Regions from separate parts of the Homo sapiens genome. Here region 2 is linked to region 1. A link is an interaction called in ENCODE POLR2A ChIA-PET data of the cell type or tissue named here. Cell type or tissue: B cell. All regions are shown on one strand. Each heading gives the region's core, and the rest is flanking DNA. Links, peaks and the distances in the headings are about the cores only. Region 1 overlaps SLFN11 (schlafen family member 11). Region 2 overlaps SLFN12L (schlafen family member 12 like).

Region 1 (8,338 bases), core at 128-8,127:
TCAGCCCTGGAACCAAAGCCACAATTTAAATTATTTTGTTATGCAGCATCCCACTCTAAGCACCAATTTCTGTACAAATCAGAACTAGCCAGATTTTGCTGTGGTAACAAATTATCCCCAAAGTTTCCATGACTGTTTAAAAATAACAAATGTTAATTTCTTTCTTAAACTATATGTCTGTTGTGGATCCCATTTGGCTCTACTCTTCATTGTTTTCATTCCAGGACCCAGACAAAGCAGCCAAATCTGGGTCATTGCCTATCTTATACCAGAAGGGAAAAAGAACATGGCAGAAACACTCAATGACTCTTAAGAGTTCTTCTTGGAAGTAACACACGTTATGCCTGCTTATACTTCATTGATCATAACAAGTCACATTGCCAAGCCTGAGACCAATGGGGCACAGAATATGATCTACTTCTGGGTAGGGATATCAACCTTATCAAACAATATTTCAATTTATCACACCATCTTTTGCTCCAAGATGACTGTACCAGATTCTGGCATCTTGTCAACATTTCAGCCAGCAGAAAAGAATTCACACTCTTTTCACGAGCACAATATGAAAATTATACACATTACCTTCCAATATTCCATTGGCCAGGCCTTGGGAACAAGCCATATCTATCTGCTTTGGAGCATGGGAAATACAGTTTGTGGTTTTTTGTTTTGGGGTATTTTTTTGTGTGTCTATCTTCCCCACTACCCCCAAAACCATACAGTTCTTACCTGGGCATCCCTATAGTGGGTTTTTTGTTTTGTTCTGTTTTTCTTTTTAATGTGGTCCAATAATTGTGTCTTACTTGGAATTTAGTCTCAACACTATTGAATAAATAACAAAAATCCAGTCTCCACTATAGGCTCTGCACAGCTGCCAATGCTAACGTGGAAGATGGCAAGGAGCCCTGTGCCTTGTCCTCTCACTCTGGGAGCACAGGCTGCAAGTTGGAAGGGCAACAAAAATGTTCTCTCTCCAGGTGTGAAACACAGTGGGCATGTAGAGCTGCGACACGGAGTGCCATACAACTGCCATCTGCAGGGTTGAGGTGATGGATGCCTTTCTTGGGTGTCAAGCTGAAAACAAGAGAACTGTGCTGTCATCTGAGGAGAATGTAATCACTCCTTCCACAACTGTTGCATGTCCCTGTGGGTACAACAGAGCAATCACTGACCTCTCTGCCAGCAAGACTGGATGGTCTAAAGAATAAGAGACGGAGAGTAGCAGAAGGCTTTCTTAGTGCACTTGCCCTAACCCTTGGTGGATCTTGTTATCAAGTGTCCAACAAAGGCTGGAACATTCCAGGGGATTAATTCTTCAAATAGGACACCATGAATCTGTCCTTTGGAAACTCATCAAGGCAGAATTTACAATTTCATCAGTTTTATTTTCAGGAATTCTCTACAATTAAGAAGATAATTTACTAAAAACAGTCTTTCCTACCTCTGAGGTGTGTGTCACACACACTGATTAGAAGTGCTATAGAAAAGAAAATTCCAAATCGAATGACCTTCAAAATTTGCCTGTTAATACCCAGGTGTGGAAACAGTTCCATTCATTCAGAGAACTTTTGTATGCTTGTGGTTGATCAGTTTTAAAAAAAGAGAATAGTAATAAATAAAGTACAGTTTAAAACCCAGAATGGGCAGGGTATGGTGGCTCATGCCTGTAATCCCAACAGGTGTGACTAGGATGAGAGGAGTGACACAGGGCCCGGCAAATGCAAAGTTGGATCCTCTCTTCATTTAGCATTTTTATATTTTATTCATCAGAAATGTTTGCATTAATTTTGATTTTAAAATATTGTTTATCTTGGTCACTGAGAGGTGGTGTTTCTTTGGTGCCCCCTTCAATTTTGCACTAGCAGGTGCCTCACTCTCCTGCCTCACTCTCCTTACCCAGCCCTCCCCATAGGCTCATTGTCTTAAGTGCGGTGATGATTTCAAGGGATTCTACATAGGCCGATATCCATCATTTTGTACACTTTAAACAAGTGCAATTTCATGTATATCGATTATAGCTCAATACAGTTATTTTTATAGTAATATATAAAGCAATAGAGCACAGGCTCTGTGCACTGGTCGCCTTTTCCCTGCAGCTGTGGTCTCCGTCCTAGTTTCTCGCATCTCCAGAATCCAAAGACCAAGACAATTCCCCAGGGTAATGCTGTCGGCGCAGGACCCGAGACTCCTGCTGCAGGCATCTTCTTTGGCTCCTCCTGAGGTGGGTGCTGCGCTCAGAGGCTTAGGCCCGCACCCACCTCCCTAACCCACGCCCCTCCGCAGCCGCCTGCTGCTCGCGCGCTGCAGAGATTGATGCCCACCCACCCCTTTTCCGGGCAGGCGAGGATTAGACAGGGTCCAACCCCAGGGGACGCTGGCCTTCAAGCCCACCAACAACTGGTCAGAGTGAGGATCCCCAGATCCGCCGGGATGAGGGGAGAATCTGAAGTTCGCAGGGTCTGCGAAATAGGCTGGAGAAAGCTCATTTACAGAGAAAAAAAAAAGACGCGGAACTGTCTTCAGGGCCCTCAGAAGTGGTTTAAATTCTCCGCAAGGAAACCGAGGCGGGTACTGAGGTCGGTCTCGCCCTTTCCAGGGCGCGCAGTGAGGTCACCCCGGGAACGGCTGTCACCGCGGGAGGAGAGCAGCCCAGGGAACTAAAGACGAGTCCAGTTACCAGGGAAATGTCCTGAACACGTGTGGTCATCCCTGCCGGAATGAGGTTGAGTGATTCCTTAGGTCAGGCACTGCGGTTAAGTCCTGCAATCCCAGCAAATTCACAGGCAGAGGCAGAGGCGGGAGGATTTTTTTTTTTTTTAAATTAACCAGGCCTGGTGGCCCTAATCTGTAGTGCTAACTACTCAGGAAGCTAAGGCAGGAGGATCCCTTTAGCTCAGGAGCTGGAGGCTGCAGTGAGCCGTGATTGCGCCACTGCACTACAGCCTGGGCGACAGAGCTAGTTCCTGTTTCAAAAAAGAAAAAATTCCTCAAATGTTAATTATGAAATATTTCAGAAGTACGAAAAAGTGTACCACCACCGGCGCTACCACTTCCACCTTGGCAAGTGAAGCCCCACTACAATGGAAGCGTCGGGCGTATCCTCCCGGGCCTCTTTCCCTCCCTCCCCGGCCCTTCCCTCTTCCGATTTCCCTCCCGCCCTTTCCCCTCCCTCCCCTCCTGACCTCGACTTCCTTCCCTTCTCTGTCTAAGGGGCAGGGCGGAAGATCGAGCCTCAACGCTGCCCCACACCCACGCTGGATTTAAAGCCCACGCTGTAGGCGTCTGTCTCCGCGGTGGCAGCGTTTTCCTGTCCTCTCCAGGACTGGGAGAGTGCAGCGCTCCTCGTTCCCTTTCCTGGTGCAGGAAAGTGAGACCGCCTTCAGCCTTCTCTCTGCGCCTCCCCAGACCCTCATCTCTCCAGTGATTCTTATGGCCCTGCCCTGGGAGGGGGTCACCCATTCAGCAAAAAGTCACCGAGGGCCCAAAAGGTTTTGCCAGAGAAATAGGACGGCTGAAAATGTTACCCTGATGGTACAAACGGAATAACCCCGTAGGCACACATAATTAGCTGTTTTCTGAGGGTATCAAAAGCCACTATGGGTGGAGTGCCTCACGCCTGTAATCCCAGCACTTTGGGAGGCCAAGGTGAGAGGATCGCTTGAGGGGAGTTCAAGACGAGCGTGGACAATTCTGAGGGACCCCGTAGCTACAAAAAAAAAAAAAATTTTAGCCAAATATGGTGAGCATGCCTGTAGTACCAGCTACTGAGGAGCCTGAGGTGCGAAGATCACATGATCCCAGGAGTTTGAGACCAGCTTGGGCAACAAAGGGAGACCTCCTCTCTACAAAAAAGAGAAACAAAATTAGCCAGGCTTGGTGGCCAGCGCCTGTAGTCCTAACTACTCAGAAGGCTGAGGTGGGAGGATCCCTTGAGCCCAGAGTTTCCAGGCTGTAGTGACCGCACTCCAGCCTGGGCAACAGAGCAAGACCCTGTCTCAAAAAAAAAAGAAAAAAAAAGAAAAGCCAATGCATACTGCTGGTGAGGCAGGATAGTTAGGCAAGGAAGTAACCATGTTTTCTGGAAGCAGCAGCCATGGTTATAAAATAACTATCATATGATCCAGCAATCCCATTTCTGGTTAATTAAATTTCAATTGCAAGCACCCTTTTCTGGGTATATATCTAAAAGATGTGAAATCAGTATGTCAAAGAGGTATCTACGCTCCCATGTTCATTGTAGTATTGTTAATAATTACCAAGATGTGGAATTAAACTATCCATTGATGCATGAACAGATACAGAAAATGTGTTACATACACACATACACACACTCTCAAATACACACCACACAAAATGAAATACTCTTCAACCTTAGAAAAGAAGAAAATCCTGTCATTTGCAACAACATGGATGAACTTGGAGGACATTAAGCTAAGTGAAATAAGCCAGGCACAGAAGGACAAATACTGCATGATTCCAATTATATGTGGAATCTAAAATAGTTGAACTCATGGAAGCAGAGGGTAGAAGAATGCCAGGGGCCGGCTGGGGGACAAAGGTCAGGGAATGGGGAGATGTTGGTCAAAGGATACAAGGTTTCAGTTAGGATGAATAAGTTCTGGAGATCAGTTGTACAGCATGGTGACTACAGAGAATAATAATGTATTGTATACTTAAGGGTATTAGAAACCAAGATCTGGATCCCCATTGCTATTTATTTGTTTGTTTAATTTGTTGATGTTGACTGTGGTGGATTTTTTTTTTTTTTTTTTTTTTTGAGACAGTGTCTTGCTTTGTCACCCAGGCTGGAGTGCAGTTGTGCAATCTCGGCTCACTGCAACCTTTGCCTCCCAGGTTCAAGTCTTTCTCATGCCTCAGCCTCCTGAGTAGCTGGGACTACAGGCTTGTGCCACCATGCTCGACTGAATTTTTTTGTATTTTTAGTAGAGGTGGGGTTTCACTATATTGGCCAGGTTGGTCTCAAACTCCTAGCCTCAAGTGACCTGCCCACCTCAGCCTCCCAAAGTACTGGGATTACAAGCGTGAGCTACCACACTCTATCTGTTATGACTTTTGCCAGATATCCTGTATATGCCTAATACTAGAACAATCTGAGCATCTAAATAAATAATGTAGCGTTGGAATATAACACAAAGTATTAAATAAATATCTATAAGTCCATTCTTACAAGTAAATGAAGAATTCCAAATAATTTATATAGATAAATTATTTTGTAGGATATATAGACATTGGCCCCCTCAAGAAAGTGGAGCTTCAATCCTCACCCTTTGAGTGTGAGCTGCACTTAGCAACATAGGAGGAAGGAAAAGTAACTTCACTGTAGAGAAACCTGGCAAACACTTCCTCTGTCAGCTGGTCAAGGTTGATATCATGAGTGATAAGGCATGTTGATAGCATATACCCTTGATGTGATGTGATGAGAATACCTCTTCATTCCTGTGGTCTTCCTCTTGAAAACCTATAACCCCAGTCTGAGAAAAAAATCAGACAAACCCAAACTGAAGGACATTTTATTTGTAGATACCTGACCAGTACTCCTCAGAACTGTCCAGGTCATCAAAAATAAAGCATCACAGGTCAGAGGAGTGTAAGGAAACATGACCACTAAATGTAGTATGGTGTCCTGGATGGGATCCTGGAGTAGGCAAAGACATTAGAGAAAAACTAGAGAATCCAGGCCGGGTGCAGTGGTTCATGCCTGTAATCCCAGCACTTTGGGAGGCCGAGGAGGGCGGATCACAAGGTCAGGAGATCGAGACCATCCTGGCTAATACGGTGAAACCCGGTCTCTACTAAAAAAATACAAAAAATTAGCCAGGTGTGGTGACGGGCGCCTGTAGTCCCAGCTACTCGGGAGGCTGAGGCAGGAGAATGGCGTGAACCCCGGAGGCAGAGCTTGCAGTGAGCCGAGATCATGCCACTGCACTCCAGCCTGGGCGACAGAGCAAGACTCCGTCTCAAAAAAAAAAAAAAAAAAAAAAAAAAAACTGGAGAATCCAAATAAAATGTGGGGTTTAGTTAATAGTCATGTACTAAGTAAGGTTGGTTCCTTAGTTGTGATGAATGCATCACAACAATACAGTAATAAAACAGGGAAATAGCCACTGCAATGGCTCACACTTGTAATCCCAGCACTGTAGGAAGCCCACGCAGGAGGAATGCTTGAGCCTGGGAGTTTGAGACCAGCCTGGGCAACATAATAAGACCCCGTCCTCTACAAAATTTTTTTAAAAAAATAGCCAGGTGTAGTGGCATGCACCTGCAGTTCCAGCTTCTCAGCTAGTTGGGGTGAGAGGATCACTGGAGTCCAGGAGTTAAAGGCTGCAGTGAGCTGTGATCACCCAACTGTACTCCAACCTGGGTGAGAGAGCAAGACCTTGTCAAAATAAAATAAAATAAAATAAAATAAAATAAAATAAAATAAAATAAAATAAAATAAAGAGGAAACTAAATGAAGGGGACACAGGAACTTTCTGTACTATCTTTGTAACTTTTTCTGTAATTCTATAACTACTCTAAAATAAAAAGTTAATTTAAAATATAAAAACATTTTGTTTCATTTTATAATGGCTGGGTAGATTTTCAGATCTTTAGTGAAGTAGGTCCCAGATGTCTAGAGGCAGATTGCAGAGATGGGCAGGCACCCATCCAAACCCAACTGAGTCTAGTGCACTGGCTCATGCCTATAATCCCAGCAATTTCGGAGGCTGAGGCAGGAGGATCACTTGAGCCCAGGAGTTCGAGGCTATAGTGAGCTATGATTGCACTACTGCATTCCAACCTGGGCAACATAGTGAGATCTTGTCTCTTAAAAAAAAAATTGAAAGTTAATGTTGCTTAATCTTTTACTGGCTCGTTTTGGCCCTCTCACAGAGTCACTGGCCTCAGTCTTCTCCTTTTCCCCCATTTAAGCACTTATTTTACAAGACCATTTTTTTCAGTTTAATGAGACACAAACTCTCAACTTTTTATTTAAAACAGAAATGCAGTAGTAAGCTAAACCTTTTGCCATTCATAGGGAAACAAATATCAGTAATCCTCTTTGTTCTAAACAAAAATTCATAATTATTTATACATTTTAAAATATTATATTGTTTCAAATATTGTTAGTGGGGCAATAAATCATAAAGAGATACAACCAGTCGAAATTAGACTTTTAAAGAATTACTCTCAAAGACATTGCAACAACTCCAAAGTCCAGGGATCTTATAAGACTAATTTATTAGTAACAACATTTACAAAGATAGCTTTTTAATGCTGAGTTGTATCTGATTTAATGCAGTCAGAAAGAAAAAAGAAACATTTATCTCATTTTGCTGATCTGTCAGATTTTGCTTAAGTTAGGAGAGCCTGCAATTTCAAGCCCAGATAACTGGAATTCCATGAATAAACACAGAAAGACAGGAGAAAGGCAAGGAAGTTCAAAAATCACAGTCTGGGGGGAAATCAGTAGAGTAAGATTACCAATAAGTGAAATATTGGTCATATGATTTCTTAGTTTCCATTAGTTATGCAAATATTTTACTGTTAATATTTAGATTAGTGTTTTAGAACGTTTTGTAGAGACTGAAAAGCAAATAAATAATTGCATTAGCATTGTTAAGTATCAGTGTTTTCTGTTTGACAAATAATCGTACAGCTGTGTTCTCAGGCTGCAATAACAAAACACCAGAGACTGAGAAGCTGAAACAACAGAAATTTGTTTCTCACAGTCTGGAGGCTGGAAGTCCAAGACAGAGTCCAAGACTCTCGCCAGCAGCGAGAGTTTGATTGTGAGGCTTCTCCTCTTGGCTTGTAGGTGGCTGCCATCTCTCTGTGTGCTCCCATGCCCTCTTGTTTGCATGCACAGGGAGGGAGGGAACAAGCTCTCTGGGGTCTCTCCCTATAAGGACACCAACCTTAGCAGATCAGAGCCCCACCATGACTTCATGTAACCTTAATTACTTCCTTAGCAGCCCCAGCTCCACAGTGCAGGTTGGGGCTTCAACACGGGAATTTGGGGGTGAAGGGTGGGACACAAACATTCAGTCCATAACAATGGCCCACCAAACCATGAAAGTAAATAGAAAAAAAATCACAGTTCAAGAATAACATAAAACTTAACTAGGTGTGTTATAGAGCAATGCATAGAACTAAGCTGAGAAGTTAAAACATAAACTCATTGATTTTTAAAGACAATCTTTCCCAAGTCTGGTTCACCTTAGGGCTGATACACACCTTCAGAACCAGATTTTGGTCTCTAATATCATCTTCCACTGAAAGCCAGGGCAAACAGGTTTATGTTCATTTCATCTTGGCCTATAATTTCTCCTTAAAG
Region 2 (8,338 bases), core at 283-8,282, 160 kb after region 1:
TCCAGGATTCTACAGCCTGGAGTAATCAGTCATGCCAAGCTCCCTCTGCTATATCCCAAAGTCCAGCACCCTGTGGGTCAGCCCCCAGGGGACATCCAGCTTCCATCTCCCAACACTAAGTTCACTTCTTGTCTCTCACGACAGGGAGGAAACTTAGCCTTCTTTGGAGACCTGAAGGGATGCAATGAGCTTAAGAATTTTCAAGAGCTTATCAATCAGTCAGCCCTTGTTCATCCCTGAGCAGATGTGTGGTGGTATTGTGGTGGACCTTTACTAGGCACTGTGCCCAATAACTGGAGTGGTACTTGTACTTTAGTCCAGTTGGCTATCCCTTTCACCCTGGCATTTCATCAACCAGAGGGAGGAAAAATAAGATATCATAAAGCAAGAGAAGCCCCTTATGGGTCTTTCAACTCTCACGTCTATTTAGATGCAATTGAAGTCCCATGAGGAATACCAGATCAATTTAAAGCCCAAAATCAAATAGCTGCAGGATTTGAGTCAATATTTCGGTGGGTGACAGTTAATAAAAATGTAGATTGGATAAACTACATCTGTTAAAACCAACAGCAACAAGCTTTTCATGAGTTAAAAGAAAAACTCATGTCGGCCCCAGCCCTGGGGCTACATGACCTGACAAAATCTTTAACACTATATGTGTCAGAGAGAAAAAAAAGTGGCAGATGGAGTTTTGACCCAGACTGTGGGGCCCTGGCTGAGGCCTGCCTACCTCGTCAAAGATCTAGATGGAGTTTCTAAGAGTTGGCCCCTGTGCTTAAGAGCCTTGGCAGCAACAGCTCTGCTAGCACAAGAGGTGGATAAGCTAACTCTTGGGCAAAACCTAAACTTAAAGGCCCCCCACGCTATGGTGACTTTCATGAATACATCATTGGCTAACAAATGCTAGATTAACCAAGTACCAAAGCTTGCTATGTGAAAATCCCCGCATAACCATTGAGTTTTGCAACACCCTAAACCCTGCCACCTTGCTCCCAGTATCAGAAAGCCCAGTTGAACATAACTGTGTAGAGGTATTGGACTCCGTTTATTCTAGTGGGACCAATCTCCAAGACCACCCTTGAACAGTAGACTGTGAGCGGTACATGAATGGGAGCAGCTTCGCCAACCCCTGTAAAGTGACTCTGAAGAAGACGAGAAGCCCTGCTCCAGTCACACCCAGAAGCTAACTGGTCCACGCATGGCTGAAGCATGAGAAAACTCTTCATGGGACTCATTTTCCTTAAAATTTGGACTTGTATAGTAAGTACTTCAACTGACCTTCCTCAGACTGAGGACTGTTCCCAGTGTATATATCAAGTCACAGAGGTAGGACAAAAAGTTGCTACAGTCTTATTTTATGCTTATTGTAAGTGTACTGGGACTGTAAAAAGAACTTGTTTGTATAATGCTATTCTATACAAGGTATGTAGCCCAGGAAATGACCAACCTGATGTGTGTTATGACCCATCTGAGCCTCCCATGACCACAGTTTTAAAAATAAGATTAAGTACTGAGGACTGGTGGGGGCTCATAAATGATATGAGTAAAGTGTTAGCCAAAACAGAAGGAAAGAAAAGGGATTCCCAAACAAGTCACCTTGAAATTTGATGCCTGTGCTGTCATTAATAGTAATAAGTTAGAAACATGATGTGGTTCTCTTAATTAGGAAAGAGGCTGTATGGCAGAAAATAAGTACATTTGTCATGAATTAGGACTGTGTGGAAATAAATGTAGATACTGGTCTTGTGTCATTTAGGCTATGTGGATAAAAAATAAAAAGAATCCTGTCCACCTTCAGAAAGGGAAAGTGGCCCTTCCTGTACCAGTGGTCAGTGTAACCCCTTAGAACTAGTAATAACCAATCCCCTTGATCCTTGCTGAAAAAATGGGGAGCATGTAACCCTAGAAATTGATGGGGCTGGACTGGATCCTCGAGTAAATATCGTGGTTTGAGGAGAAGTTTATAAATGCTCTCCTGAGCCAGTATTTCAAATCTTCTATGATGAACTAAATGTGCCAGTACCAGAAATTCCAGGAAAAACAAGAAATTTGTTTTTGCAATAAGCCGAGCATGTAGCCCAGTCTCTCAATGTCACTTCATGTTATGTATGTGGAGGAACTGTAATGGGAGATCAATGGCCATGGGAAGCCCGAGAATTAGTACCTACAGACCCAGTTCCTGATAAATTCCCAGCTCAAAAGACTCACCCTGATAACTTCTAGGTCCTAAAAGCCTCAATCATTAGACAATACTGTATAGCAAGAGTGGGGAAGGACTTCACCCTTCCTGTGGGAAGACTCAGCTGCCTTGGGCAAAAACTGTATAATAGTACTACAAAAACAGCCACCTGGTGGAGTTCAAACCACACTAAGAAAAATCCATTTAGTTAATTCCCAAAGTTGCAAACTGTGTGGACCCACCCAGAGTCCCACCAGGACTGGACAGCCCCCACTGGATTATACTGGATATGTGTGCATAGAGCTTACACCAAATTACCCGGCCAGTGGGCAGGTAGTTGTGTTATTGGCACTATTAAACCATCTTTCTTCCTACTGCCCATAAAGACAGGTGAACTCCTGGGCTTCCCTGTCTATGCTTCCTGCAAAAAGAGAAGCATAGCTATAGGAAATTGGAAAGATGATGAATGGCCCCCTGAAAGAATAATATAATATTATGGGCCTGCTACTTGGGCACAAGATGGCTCATAGGGATTCCAGACTCCCATTTACATACTCAACCAAATCATATGGTTACAAGCTATCTTAGAAATAATCACTAATAAGACTGGCAGAGCCTTGACTATTCTGGCCCAGCAAGAAACTCAGATGAGAAATGCTATCTATCAAAATAGATTGGCTCTTGACAACTTGCTAGCAGCTGAAGGAGGGGTCTGTAGGAAATTTAACCTTACTAATTGCTGTCTACACATAGATGATCAGGGCAAGCAGTTGAAGACATAGTTAGAAATATAACAAAATTGGCACATGTGCCCATGCAAGTGTGGCATGGATTTGATCCTGGGGCCATGTTTGAAAAATGGTTCCCAGTGCTAAGAAGATTTAAAACTCTTATAATAGGAGTTATAATAGTAATAGAAACCTGCTTACTGCTCCCTTGTTTGCTACCCATACTTCTTCAAATGATAAAAAGCTTCATCACTACCTTAGTTTACCAAAATGCTTCAGCACAAGTGTACTATATGAATCACTATCGATCTGTCTTACAAGAAGACATGGGTAGTGAGAATGAAAGTGAGAACTCCCACTAATGAGTGAGATTCTCAAAGAGGGGGAATAAGGGAGGAGACCACCCCTCATATTGTCTTATGCCCAATTTCTGCCTCCAAAGAAGAAGAAGTAAAAACTAAAAGGCAGAAATGAAATCCACAGGCAGATAGCCTGGTGCCGTGCCCTGGGCCTGGTTAAAGATCAACCCCTGACCTAATCAGTTACGTTATCTATAGATTCCAGACATTGTATGGAAAAGCACTGTGAAAATCCCTGTCCTGTTCTGTTCCGTTCTGATTACTGGTGCATGCAGCCCCCAGTCATGTACCGCCTGCTTGCTCAATCAATCACGACCCTTTCATGTGGACCCCCTTAGAGCTGTAAGCCCTTAAAAGGGACAGGAATTGCTCACTCGGGGAGCTCAGTTTTTGGAGACGTGAGTCTGCTGATGCTCCCAGTGGAGTAAAGCTCTTCCTTCTACAACTCGGTGTCTGAGTGGTTTTGTCTGCAGCTCATCCTGCTACAAGACGGTGTCTCACTCTGTTGCCCAGGCTGGAGTGCAGTGGCACGATCTCAGCTCACTGCAATGTCCGCCTCCCAGGTTCATGCCATTCTCCTGCCTCAGCCTCCTGAGTAGCTGGGACTACAGACACCCGCCACCATGCTGAGCCAATTATTTTTGTATTTTTAGTAGAGACGGGGTTTCACCGTGTTAGCCAGGATGGTCTCAATCTCCTGACCTCGTGATCTGCCCACCTTGGCCTCCCAAAGTGCTGGGACTACAGGCATGAGCCACTGTGCCCAGCCTAATTTCTAGAATTTTATAGTACTCTCCAAAATATTTTTATTACATTTATATTTGAATTTTCAAACTTCTCTTTTCCTTGGAGACAGTTCTCTTTTCCTTGGAGACAGTTTTTCTGATAAAACTGAGGAATATTGCCTGCATTTTCTTTCAGTTTTCTGTAAATACAAAAAATAATATTTATACTGACCTTATTAGCTTTGATGATACAGAGTTTGGGATTATTCTGGGCATTAAAAATTAATATTAAGGAAGATAGCATTATGACATCTTGTAACAGTAGACCAAAATAAAACATTTTAAGACTCTGGCCACTACTGAAAACTAGCTCTGTGACTTGTCCTATATATATTTCTGGGTATTATCTGAAGACTCAAAAGTGAGGAACAGAGTGAGGAATCCCAGGAACTGAAAGAAATTAAGTATGGCTGGAGTTAGGAGAAGGGCTAAGACAGGAAGTGATGTGATGACAGTGTCTTATATGAGCAATTATGACAGCCAAACTAAGGTAGTGACAGTGGAAAAGGAGGCATGGATGGACTAGAGAAGAGCTCAGTTATTAGATTACTGTAGGGGATGAGGGAGAGGAAGCACCAAGGGTGACGTTTGTGTCTCAGGCTTAAACAGTTGGATATCCATCAAGAAAAGAGCAAAAGATGTCATTGGAATGGTGGTTTTGTTTAAATACTTCTGGCTTTCCACCATTGTTCATATTGAAAGTACTGCAGATGCTCGCCAGCCTCTGCCTTTTTTAAGAATAAACTTTTTTTAAACTAAAGAACTAAAGCTGAGATTCTTCTGTTCTGTTGTTGAGGGGCTTCCTGTGTGGGATTTCTGCATGCCCGCCCATTTAGTCACAGCAATTTGGGAAGTTTTCTCTTTGGTTTCTGACAATGAGCATTTGGGGGGAAAGCCAGGCATAAATTAGTTACAGTAGTTGGTGTTTAATGTTTCTCCAGTGAAAATTTGGACTTTTATTTTTTCCTTGTAGAACGCATAATTAAAACTCATAGTATTATTTTGAAATGAAATATTAAATATTTTAAAAAAAGAGACTCTTTTTTTTTTTTGAGACAGAGTCTCGCTGTGTCCCCCAGGTTGGAGTGCAGTGGCGTGATCTCAGCTCACTGCAAGCTCCGCCTCCTGGGTTCATGCCATTCTCCTCCCTCAGCCTCCCGAGTAGCTGGGACTACAGGTGCCTGCCACCACGCCTGGCTAATTTTTTGTATTTTTAGTAGAAACGGGGTTTCACCGTGTTAGCCAAGATGGTCTCGATCTCCTGACCTCATGATCCTCCTGTCTCAGCCTCACAAAGTGCTGGGATTACAGGCGTGAGCCACCGCGCCCGGCCAAAAAATAGAGACTCTTAATGGAGGAGCCATAAACTCACATACCTATAGAAGCCAAACTGGTAAAAGCAAGTAGTGGAACCACATGGATTAATGAGATGATAGGAAGTACAAAACAGCCATGTAAGTCAAATTAAAAAGCCAGCTTCCACTTTCTGCTTTAATCTTTTCAAAGCAATAACTATTACATAAATCAGTGGATACAATATTTCAGCAGTATTTGAAATGGTGTTCATACCCAGCAATTCCGCTTCTAGACATAAATCCAAGAGAATTGAAAACATATGTGCACACAGGCACTTGTACATGAATATTCATGGAAGCATTATCCACAACAGCCAAAAAGTGGAAACAGTCCAAATGTCTATCGAGATGAATGAATAAATAAAATGTAGTGTATGCATGCAGTGAAATATTATTTGGCCATAAAAAGAAATGAAGCACTGATGCAGGCTGCAACACGGATGAACTTGAAAACTTTATGTTACGTGAAAGAAGCCAGTCATAAAAGGTCACACGCTGTTATTCCTATTATAGGAAATATCCAGATAGGCACGTCCATAGAGACAGAGAGGAGAGGAGACGTTGCCAGGGGCTGGACAAGGAGAATGAGAGTGAGCGCTAATGGATGTTGCATTTCTTTGTGAGGTGGATAGTGGTGATCATTGCACAACTCTGTGAATGTACTAAAAATTATTGAATTGTACACTTTGAAAGAATTAATTATATAGTATGCAATTATATCTCAGTTTTAAAAAAAGGAAAACAGTAACCAAAATCTCCTATGGAAGCATAAAATTTTCTCTGTTAATTATGCCAAATAAAACTGAATTCACAGCAAAAAAAAAAAAAGAAGAGAAAGGATTCCTAAATTATTTAATTACTACTAATATCTGACCTGAAGTTACTTTGAATGTCTTGCTTCTTCATCAGCACTGACCATAGTTCTAGTCAGATTTTCCTATTTTTTTAACTCAAACTGTTGAGAGAGAGAAATGGCGTATATTAGAAAGATGCAATATTGTTTAAACTTTACTACTCTTTTGTTTTTACATTGATTTTCATGTTTATCTTATTCTATTTTGACTGTAATGTATACATTTAACTAAAGATTGTATTTCTCAATTGTAATTTTTTTCTAGTAGAAAACATTTTAAGATGCAGAGTTCTTTTCTTTTTCTCCAATCCCTTTAATAGTCACTTAAACAATTAAGATTGAAGCGATAATAAAACTGCATTTCTTACAAGATTTTGTATGATATTTGTAGTATATACCAATTTTCTCATAATCTCTTCTGCAATAACATTTCATTAATACTCTGGTCCTCAGGTTGTTTCAACAAGGTCAGAAAGATAGGCAAGAAGATGGTAAAATAAACTTACTCATGGGTAAAAGGAATCAAATATTTACTATGTACACTATTCTAGGTTTTACACACTTTACATAAATTAAGTGTGACATAAGTTCTAGTTGTCTGTTAATAGAAAAGCATCACTTTGGGAGGCTGACGCAGGAGGATCCCTTAAGCCCAGGAGTTAGAGACCAGCCTGGGCAAGATGGTGAGACCTCGTCTCTACACACACACACATACACACACACACACACACACACACACAGAGCCCCTATAGTCCTAGCTACTCAGGAGCAGGAGGCTGAGGTGGAAGGATCCCTTGAGCCCAAGTATTTGACGTGGCAGTGAGCTATGATTGTGCCACTGCACTCCAGCCTGGGCAACAAAGCAAGACTTCATCTCTAAATAAAATGAAACAAAATAAAATAAATAAAAAACATAACAGCAATTCCAGGGCCAGCTAAGTCTATGTTTTACATGTGCTTTCACTTTAAGTACAAATTGTGGAAACAAACAATGTATCCTTGCCTAAAGATACATTGTCAACATGGCACTAATACATATTTTCCACTTCCAAAGTTTTTTTTGTAAGTGTACAACGTTAGCACATGGAAACATTCAAGCTGTTTATCATTCCACTGAAATCTGGGTTTTGTTATGTTTTGTTTTGTTTTTCTGTTCTCACCTGCTGAGCAGCATTTGGCCAGCATCACCACAGGGACTTGGTTCTATCACCCGGTAAAGTTAAGATGGGAACAGAAAGTGGCAATTGTGTTTCTGGGAGAGAATTTAAAAAAGAGCTGATTTTTTTTTTTTTTTTTTTTTTGAGACGGAGTCTCGCTCTGTCGCCCAGGCTGGAGTGCAGTGGCGTGGTCTCAGCTCACTGCAAGCTCCGCCTCCCGGGTTCACACCATTCTCCTACCTCAGGGACTTGGTTCTATCACCCGGTAAACTTAAGATGGGAACAGAAAGTGGCAATTGTGTTTCTGGGAGAGAATTTAAAAAAGAGCTGATTTTTTTTTTTTTTTTTTTTTTTTGAAACGGAGTCTCGCTCTGTCGCCCAGGCTGGAGTGCAGTGGCGTGGTCTCAGCTCACTGCAAGCTCCGCCTCCCGGGTTCACACCATTCTCCTACCTCAGCCTCCTGAGTAGCTGGGACCACAGGCGCCCGCCACCATGTCCGGCTAATTTTTTTGTATTTTTAGTACAGACGGGGTTTCACTGTGTTAGCCAGGATGGCCTGGATCTCCTGACCTTGTGATCCGCCTGCCTCGGCCTCCCAAAGTGCCAGGATTACAGGCGTGAGCCACCGTGCCCAGCCTTTTTTCTTTAACTTAACACTGCTAGCTTTAAAAGGTAGTGTGTAATTTTAAAGCACTGAAGTTGTCATTTAAATAAGAAAATGCACTTGGCTTAATCAACTGTGAAATGAAGACGATATCACTGCCTTTTCAGGCATTAGACCAAAGCCAATTATTTTGAGCCAAGTGATACCAAGTTTATATTGCACTACAGTTTTCAAGGACATAGTGTTTCTACCCTCTCCGAACCTAAGTTGCCCCCTCACTCCTCCAGCCAACCCCCCTTTCTCTGGGCCCGTTCTTTC

What was found. Peaks named below come from ENCODE experiments on the same cell type or tissue, not always from the same donor. Only the 100,000 strongest peaks of a DNase experiment are listed, where the experiment ranks them.
Region 2: POLR2A ChIA-PET joins it to region 1 with 6 read pairs; 2 of 35 experiments call an interaction of 5 or more read pairs at or near these places.

Annotation. Positions count from the first base shown.
Region 1 is chr17:35,343,353-35,351,690 of GRCh38, forward strand. It overlaps SLFN11 (schlafen family member 11), which reads right to left. Exons shown (of 7, transcript NM_001376007.1): 7 at 6,953-8,338. It also overlaps the pseudogene LOC101060119. Among named protein-coding and RNA genes, the nearest start is that of SLFN11, 26 kb to the right of the region's middle. In B cell, for the core only: no CTCF peak of the experiment used is centred there; DNase peaks (open chromatin) are centred at 2,581 and 3,209; H3K4me3 peaks cover 1,708 bases; H3K27ac peaks cover 826 bases.
Region 2 is chr17:35,504,613-35,512,950 of GRCh38, forward strand. The region is part of intron 2 of SLFN12L (schlafen family member 12 like); the gene reads right to left. Among named protein-coding and RNA genes, the nearest start is that of SLFN12L, 29 kb to the right of the region's middle. In B cell, for the core only: no CTCF peak of the experiment used is centred there; no DNase peak of the experiment used is centred there.